Linked DNA regions of Homo sapiens: all the other regions are linked to region 1. The links are chromatin contacts, found by Hi-C in ENCODE. All regions are on one chromosome and are shown on one strand. Each heading gives the region's core, a stretch centred on a gene start or an enhancer-like site at or near the end of the contact. The rest is flanking DNA. Distances are from core to core; before and after follow the strand shown.

Evidence for each region. A loop is a pair of places that touch in the nucleus more often than their neighbours do. Pooled maps may share reads with other maps.
Region 2: a loop to region 1 is called in a pooled map, with 2.3 times the contacts of the local background. The contact joins two enhancer-like sites. A Hi-C loop is called at or near these places in 8 of 37 single-sample maps with no recorded cell type and 4 of 50 pooled maps.
Region 3: a pooled map shows a loop between it and region 1 (3-fold over the local background). The contact joins two enhancer-like sites. A Hi-C loop is called at or near these places in 7 of 37 single-sample maps with no recorded cell type and 5 of 50 pooled maps.

What each region holds. Positions count from the first base shown.
Region 1 is chr4:25,877,895-25,880,594 of GRCh38, reverse strand. The region is part of intron 1 of LOC102723733 (a long non-coding RNA gene); the gene reads right to left. Among named protein-coding and RNA genes, the nearest start is that of SEL1L3, 16 kb to the right of the region's middle. RefSeq lists an enhancer at 1,682-1,761. Within about 2 kb of position 1,359, at least 3 of the 41 ENCODE cell types and tissues checked have a DNase peak (open chromatin) inside an H3K27ac peak, as active enhancers do.
Region 2 is chr4:26,082,781-26,085,480 of GRCh38, reverse strand. The region is part of intron 2 of LINC02357 (long intergenic non-protein coding RNA 2357); the gene reads right to left. Among named protein-coding and RNA genes, the nearest start is that of LINC02357, 13 kb to the right of the region's middle. Within about 2 kb of position 1,425, at least 3 of the 41 ENCODE cell types and tissues checked have a DNase peak (open chromatin) inside an H3K27ac peak, as active enhancers do.
Region 3 is chr4:26,130,561-26,133,260 of GRCh38, reverse strand. It overlaps a transcript of RBPJ not described here. Among named protein-coding and RNA genes, the nearest start is that of LINC02357, 61 kb to the right of the region's middle. Within about 2 kb of position 1,405, at least 2 of the 41 ENCODE cell types and tissues checked have a DNase peak (open chromatin) inside an H3K27ac peak, as active enhancers do.

The DNA.
Region 1 (2,700 bases), core at 110-2,609:
TTAAATATCTCAAATGGTAGTGTTGGCCTCTTGGGTATTGCACAACATACAACTGAAGAAGGAAGGTTAACCTCTCCAGAAAAAAAAAAAAAAGTAAAGAAACGGTGCAGCTGTGGATATTTCACGTTTAGAAAGCAGCGGGGACAGGGGAAAGAAGAACAGAATTCTAGGGGAGCCAAGTTTGCAGTGAGAATCTGGATGTTGGCCTCATCTTAGAGCAGAGTGTGGGAGTTGTTCTCTAACTTAATGACGCTCTAAGTGAGGTATACACTTTTTTCTCAGTTCCGTGTTTTATAGGCAAGATTTCTCTTCTGTTCCTTTCAATAATCTAAACTGACAGTCTGAATGGTTAGCTGGACCCAAGCACACGCACAGTTTCATACCTGTGACATTGGCCCAGGTTTTAGATCTTAGGATAGTTTCATTCATTCATTCATTTGTTCTTTCATTCACTTGTTCATTTAAAAAAATTAAATGGCCAGGCAACAAATACGTACCCAGTACCTACTATATGCCAAGTGTTGTGCTTGGTGCTTAGGATACAATGATATGTCATAGCCAGACATTATTTAATTAAGTACACAACTGTAAAAGTGCATCAGTGGGAGTGCTCTGAAGAAACAAGTTGGTGCAGTGGAAATGTGTATTAGAAGGATTTGCCTTATCAGGGAGGTCTGGGAAGTGTCCTTGAGGAATGATGACTGAGGAAGTGATGATCTGTATATGAGCCAGTGCCTTACCTAAGTGAAGTGGGCGGCGGGAATGGAAAACAAATGAAAACAGCTCGTGCAAAGGCCCTGTGGTGGGAAAGCATAATGCACACAAGGACTGGCATGAAGGTCAGTGTGGGAGGATGGGGGAGAGCAAAGGGTGTGGGCAGGGCCTTGTGGGCCCTTATGGAGTGTTGTCCTTTTCCTAACAGCAAAGTGGACCCACGTGGAAGAATCAGTGGAGGACTGGGAAGGAGCCAGTTTTTCGGGGTGGGTTGTGGAAGCATACTCGGAAGCATACCGGAAAGTGTTTTAGAATTTCTTGTTCTTGCCTCAACAGAGTCCCTGGTTGGCATCTTGACTCAATTACAGGTGTCCCCCAATAGCTGTTGGCTGCCTAGCCGGCTGGTCTCCCAGTCCCGAGTGGATAATGGGGAGGATGCTGGGGTGGCGGAGGGACACACTCCAGTAGTCTGGCTCGGTTCTCATGTCTGCATGCAATGAACAGCCTGTGCTTGCTGCTTGCAGATCCAAGTGTGTTTAGCCGTAACAGTCTGACAGGGAAGCCTGGTTTCAACTTTAATAGAACACAAGGCACCCAACCAAGTTGGCATAATCTCTCTCCTGAGAGGTGATGTGTGACCTTTGCGTGCCGGGCCTTCGATTTACAACCAGGATTAAATATAGATAAATTTAAAATGTAAATGCTCTTGATTCCATTTATAATTCTAATAATAAAATACATCATAATAGCATTTTCATACTCCAGATATTCAACATTTAGAGATTTAAAAGGTCTGAAAAAATCTTTTTGGGTCAAGCTATTGTAATTCACAGCATGCTAAGATAGCAATAAAACTCGTAGGGGCAGAACTGGGGGCCACGGGGTAGGAAGGGGGAAGGAAACTGTCCTTATTATTAACTGTGATCGTCACAGAGCTGGGTTTCAACCTTGGCACTCGTGACATTTTGGGGCATGTCATTCTTGGTTGTGGGGGTTGCCCTGTGCCTTGTATGATGTTGAACAACATCCCTGACGTTTATCCACCAGATGCCACTAACACACACCTCCCCCATCCCCAGTTGTGACAACCAAACGTGTCTCCAGACATTGCCAAATGTCTCCTGGGGGATAAAATCCCCCCGACTTTTGAACACTGTGTAGAGGATGCGTAATTAGTACACCTGGTATAGAAGGTTTTGCGAAATAAAAACAAGCATTGCCAATAATTCGAGGATTGTTTTAAATAAGAAAAAAGTTCTGTACCATGTGGTTAGAGGTTTTCGACCTAAGATCAGTTTTGCTTTCCAAACTATTGAAAAGCCTAGCATGTACATTAAAATGCCTCCATTCCAGCCTCACTAGAAACTCCCAGCTGAGGGGCAGACCTCATTTCATTCAGTGAGGAAAGTGGAGCTTAGGATTCTGCAAGTCAACTTTTTAATTTAAAGTTTGAAATGCAAAAACAGCTTTGCTATTTCTTCATCTGCAGAGGAACAAAAAAGGAAACGGTTGTTTGCTCCCTGTGCTCTTGAGACTTTAAATATTTCTCCTACCTCAGTTTTGGTGGGAGATGGGAAGGTATTAAAAGCTAGAATAGAATCATTTGGATGCTTAACTGTAGTCTGGAGGAATTGGAAAAGCTTTGCAAAATTTCCCAAGAGAGTGAAGCTCTCTGACAGGGGTCAACTGCCCGGTGTCTTCTGCTCGGACAGAAATCACCATCCAACTGGGGCTGTTGCAAATGTGTGGGCTGAAGATACTCAGCTTCCTGCCTTTTTGCCATGCTATAGGTGTCTGACCTTGAAAAATGGCCAGATCTCCTTGGATCTTCACGGTCTTTTTTTTCTGAAAATAAAACTAAAAGCAGTCGCTGAATCCCTGACCAGACTGTGGTGAGGTTTAATGAGATTGCAACTGGGGGTCCGGCATTATGGTTTGAGGAGTGTGACTTCACCTTGAGGCTATCAGGTCTTTCCCAGTATTTGG
Region 2 (2,700 bases), core at 176-2,675, 200 kb before region 1:
AAGGCAAGGAGGTGTTTGTGGACTTGCTTCGTTCTTCAGTGGCAAGACTGCCTGGGGCTTAGGCTGCCAGAGGTGTGGTGGGGAGCTAAGACTGCCTTGGGAAGCAAGGAGCTGGTCTCAGAGGACCTGGAGTGCCCAGCCAAGAGGCTTGAACCACAGCCCAAAGGCAATAAGCAAGCTTTGCAAAATTTTAATTTTAACCTAGAAAGATCACGTGGGCTGATGGTTAGAGAATGTACTGGAGGCCAGCAAGACAGGAGGTGAAGAAATTCCTTCCAGAGGATGTTGCTCTTCCTCAGGTAAGGAATTTGGTGGCCTGAGCTTTGGAGAAGAGGTTATGATGGTGTGACACTGAGGAGAGGGGACCACACACAGCACTTGGTGGCTGATGTGAGCTGAGTGGGGAGGGAGCACTATTCCGGAGGTGTCCTGGCCCCAGCACTGCCCATCGTCCACCTTCAGGCAGCTATGGATACACTGGCACTGCTCTTCACAGATCAGCCCTTCGCACTTGAGAATTTGAACATGAATTTTCAAGAGCTTTGAAAGCACTTTGACACAAAAGAACATCCCCAAGAACTGGGTTGAACACTGACCTCTCGAAATTCATGTCTTCCTCGAACCCGTGGGTGTGACCTTATTTGAAAGTGAGTCTTTGCAGATGTAATTATGTTAAGGATCTCAAAATGAGGTCATCATGGCTGATCCAGGTGGGCCCTAGGTCCAACAGCAAGTGTCCTTATGTGAGAAACGCAGAGAAGGGACACTTAGGGAGAAGAGGGGGCCGTGCGAAGATGGAGGCAAAGATTGGAGTGACGCAGACACAAGCCAAGGAATGCCAAAGATTGCCTGGAGCCACCAGAGGCTGGAAGAGGTAAGGAGGGATTCTTCAATAAAGCCTCCAGAGGGAGCATAGCCCACACCTTGATTCCAGACTTTTTGGCCTCCAGGGCCATGAGAGAATAATTTCCTGCTGTTTTAAGAAACCAAGTTTGTAGTAATTTGTCATGGCAGCCCTAGGGAACTGCTACAGATTGACAATGAGCATGAAATACTTTGGACTTTAAAATAATAAGAAAAAGGAAAATAGCAAGATGACTAGATAGATGACTAGAAGTATGGGAGTTTCGTACTAGCAGCTATTCTTGTTCTAAGAAAGGGGCCCCTTCAGCCTTCCTGTCACTGTGCCATAAGGGACCAAGCTGTCTTGACCTTTTAAGTGAGTTTGCTAATCTCTCCACCTGTTTTCTTTGCTAATATAGCTGTTCTTTCTGTCATGCTAGTGTGCACCCGGGGAGCTGACAGAAATCATTGGCTCTTGATACTGATCATGCAATAAAAATGGCAAGCTGATTAGTCAGCCAGAAAGGAGAAGCCTTTTTCCCATTAGAGGCATGATCTAATGCTGTAATCACCTAGCCTGCTGACAGCGGCCAAGTGCTTGTGGTCGCAGAGTCCTCAGAACAGGTGAACCCTGTTAAAAAGCACCCTTCTCCATGGTTTCAGCTGTCCTGCAGAACATCTTAAGTCTCAGTCCCTGAAATATAACAATGAGACGGAACTCCTGTGTCCCTGAGTTTATGACAACCTTCCAAGACCATCCTTTTTGTAAAAAATATATATATATGCAAATAAAAGAACTCCAGCTTCCAAACCAGGAGGCTTCAGGAAGCCCAGGGTTCTTCCAAGGAATGTAGACACAGTCTTGGCATTCACTTACCATTTCTCCACCTGGATGTGTGTCCCTGATCCAATGGATTCAGTGCCTCCCTTCACCCCAAGACAATGCTAACATGAGGCTTTCTGGCTCAACTGAAAGCTTGAAAAAATTTCAGTGCAGAGAGGGAAAAATGAAGCTCAGTGTCAGCCATGACCAACCATACCCCAAGTCCTTGGGTCAAATCTCATCCCACCCAATTCCTACTGGTCTTCCTTCACCTTCAGGCTCCCAGCACATTGCCAGGTGTGCTCCTATGCCGTCTTTACCTCCACACCGGGGTTTGCATTGACTGTGTTTCTCTTTCCCTGAATGCCGTGCCCCCACAGCCTCTTCCCTCTGTCTACCAGTGGAAGCCCCAAATCCATTAACATCGGTACAATCCTCACTCTTTTACTTTGGTAGACACAGAGCTTGAGTGTTTCCTTGTCTAGGCTTTCCCATCCCAGAACGGAATTTCCTTTTGCACAAATAAAAGCTCAATTAAGAACGTTTTCTCCACCAGAAAGCGGGGCCCCCACAGACTAATTTGGGTTTCCATTTTTAGCAGCACAAAGAATTGGCAGAAGCTTTGAAATTGCAGTTCTTCCTCAAAGACGCCCAAGAGCCCAGATCCAATTCTGAGGCAGAATCAAAGTTCACCTACTGAATTTCCCTCCTCTTACTTCCATGACAGGGAAAGCTTTCCCCAAGCCCTCAGAGAACTTGATCTTTGTAAAGTAGAAGATGCAATTCTTCTCCCAGTAATCAGCACTGGGTGACTTTGATCAAGAAGGTTAACTGGTCTGAGTGTTGGACTCCCTAGCTATAAAATAGAATTAATAATACCTTTTCGCCATAGGGTTATTGTAAGAATATTTAAAGAAAGAACTTAAGAAAAGTGTCTGGCTTGGTGTGTGGCACACAAAATACGTTCATTACTTCTTCCTTTCATTGTATGATTAAGCAATAGTTTGCTTTGTTGCCTTATACAAGGATTATAA
Region 3 (2,700 bases), core at 156-2,655, 250 kb before region 1:
GATGGAAACACAACGAATTCCCAAAGTCAAGATGAGGGTCCAATGAGCAGACATACGTGAAAACAGTATGTAAAGGGCTGTCTCAGATGATGGCTATTGCTATGACAGTTGACTGGTGCATGTGCAAGGAAATGGTTTGGCCAGAGAGGACACCTGCCTGGGTCACACCGAGGTTTCACCTCAGGGCAGGCACCTCTGGTGGCCTCAAGGTGGAGCTGAAGCTCAGGTGTGACCTGGTTTGGGAAAGACGTAGGAAGGCTCATGGAACCCAAAGGGAGGTGGCTCTTGGCTTTTCTGCCACAAAGGGAGGCAGAGCTACCAATAACAGTACGAAAACCCACCTATGATGGAGCAGGGCCTTAGGGATTTAGAAGCACAGACACGGGCTTTCTGGTTGTTAGGTAAGGACCCTGCCCCCTCTTGCATCAGGGCTGGGATGTGGGGTGGGGGGGTTGAGAAGTAAAGAGTAACAGAAAAGAGGCCCCAGAGAAAGAAGTTGGTTACACCCCAGTGACAGTGGTTTTGTTTTGTTTTGTTTTTGAAGCAGTTTTTGCTCCAAATCTTTACTTTTAGACTGTAGGGCTAAGTCAGTCCTCTGAGGCTATGGCCAGCGAAGACCCAGGGGTTTCCTGGAAGAAAAGGGTATATGAGTCCTGGGGCAGAGAGAGAGGTACAGTGCAGCGGGAGGGCAGGTGGTCCCAGTGGCTCCCAGCTTCCACAGCCAAGGGTGGGGCCTCCCAGAAGCCTCAAACCCACACTCCTGGGCAGACAGCTCTGGAAGGAGCAGGTGCCATGAGCAGCTCTGGGAGGAGCAGGTGCCATGAGCAGCTCTGGAAGGGAGCTCAGGTGGGCACACCTGGGGGTGGCTGAGCCCACCCTAATTAGGCTCAAGGTCCAAGAGATACAATAATTGTCTGATGCTGGGGGAAGAGGGTTCTTACTGAGTTTCTTAAAGTGGGGCCCAAGGGTCCTTGAGTGCCTGCAGGTGAATCTTGGAGTCCACAGAGTCTCTGTGAGAATATTTAAATTTTGTGTTTTCATATGGATGGTGACCTAAAAAAATAGTTAGTCAGTCTAAGCATAGACTGGGTCATATGAATTAGAGACCTTCAAACTTTTTTTTTTTGGCAGCCACCCACAGAAGGAATCCATCTTACACAGTGGCCCAGTTTCCGTCACTGATGTCCATGCACAAATAGAACTGACAGACAGCCAGTCTAGACCAGTCCAGGTGTACCAGTTGTGAAAATACTATAATACTCCAAACCACTTGAGAAATGGCTCTGAGCCTACGTGTCACCACCCTACCCCGCTAATAGTCTTGGTACTTCCTCGGGGATTGCCTTCAACTACCCCCGAAAGCACCCACCAGTGGTGGTGAGGGGAGAGGTGGGATCTATTGGTTTCCTGTGGCTGCTGTAACAAACAACCACAAATGGGGTGGTTTCAAAAACAGAATTCATTCTCTCCCAGCTTGGGAAGCCGCAAGTCTGAAGTCAGTTTCACTGGGTCAAAACCAAGGAGTCAACAGGGCCACCATTCTGTCTTGATCAAATCTCCCTCTGTCTTTCTCTTATAAGGATACCTGTGATTACATTTAGGGCCCACATGGATAATCCAGGAAAATCTATCCATCTCATTGTCCTTACTTTAATCATATCTGCAAAGACACTTTTTGCTTATAAAGCAACATTTGCAGGTTCCAGGGATTAGGACCTGATATCTTTTGGGGTCACTATTTAGCCTATTTCAGTGGGCTTCCACGGACCTTCCCCAGAAGCAATACTGGCATCTGTTTGGATTGGTTATGTGAGTGTGTGTGTCTGTGTGTGTGTGTGTAAAACAATTTTCTGAATACTTATTCTGACACCACGTAATACTTGATATTTTCTCTTTTCTGTAACATTTTTTAAAAAATTGCTTGTAACAGCTTACTAAATTGATCTCATGATGCAGGGATGTGACTGCATAGGGATGTGACCCAGTTTGAAAAACATGGCAACCACCTTGTAACCTAGTAACCTACTAGTGCCACAGCTTCCGCCGCCTGTGCTGTGTTTTTATCACAATGGCACTCAACCTAAATTATCACAGGCTAATGAGAAAAGAACGCAGGGAGCCTCGATATGTAAATGATGCGTTTCTGATAAGCTGAGGCCAGTTGGCATGTTGCACAAATGAAGACTAGACCGTAGCTTGGATGGCAGAAAAAGATGGGAGAATCAATCCTCACGTGGTACATGATGGCACAGGCATGCTAAGCTTAGAAGATCCCAAGCCATCGTGGCCCATGCCACAGTCACATTCCACGCCGAAATGTAATTTTAGCAGTTTCAAACAGCATCATCTGCCACATTAAATTAACACATTAAATTAATGAGGATTTTGTAGTGTTGCTTGTACTCTATTTGTAAGATTCATTTTTAAAAATCATGTGAGAGCTGTAAACCTAAGGATTTTTAAAAACCTGGTTTATATTTGTACATTTTCAGGTGATGAGATAAAAAGAAACATAATTCACATCAACTCTCACAGAGTGACGGTGGTAAAGGAGTGCACAGAATTTTTTTCTTCTCATAGAAAAAGGAGTAGATCATTGAAGTTTAGGAAACACTGTGGTGTTACGGGGAGAGTAATGGGAGTCGTGAATGTGGAAATACAGAGAGAAAATGAGTGAGAAAGAGAACAGGAAAAGTGGCA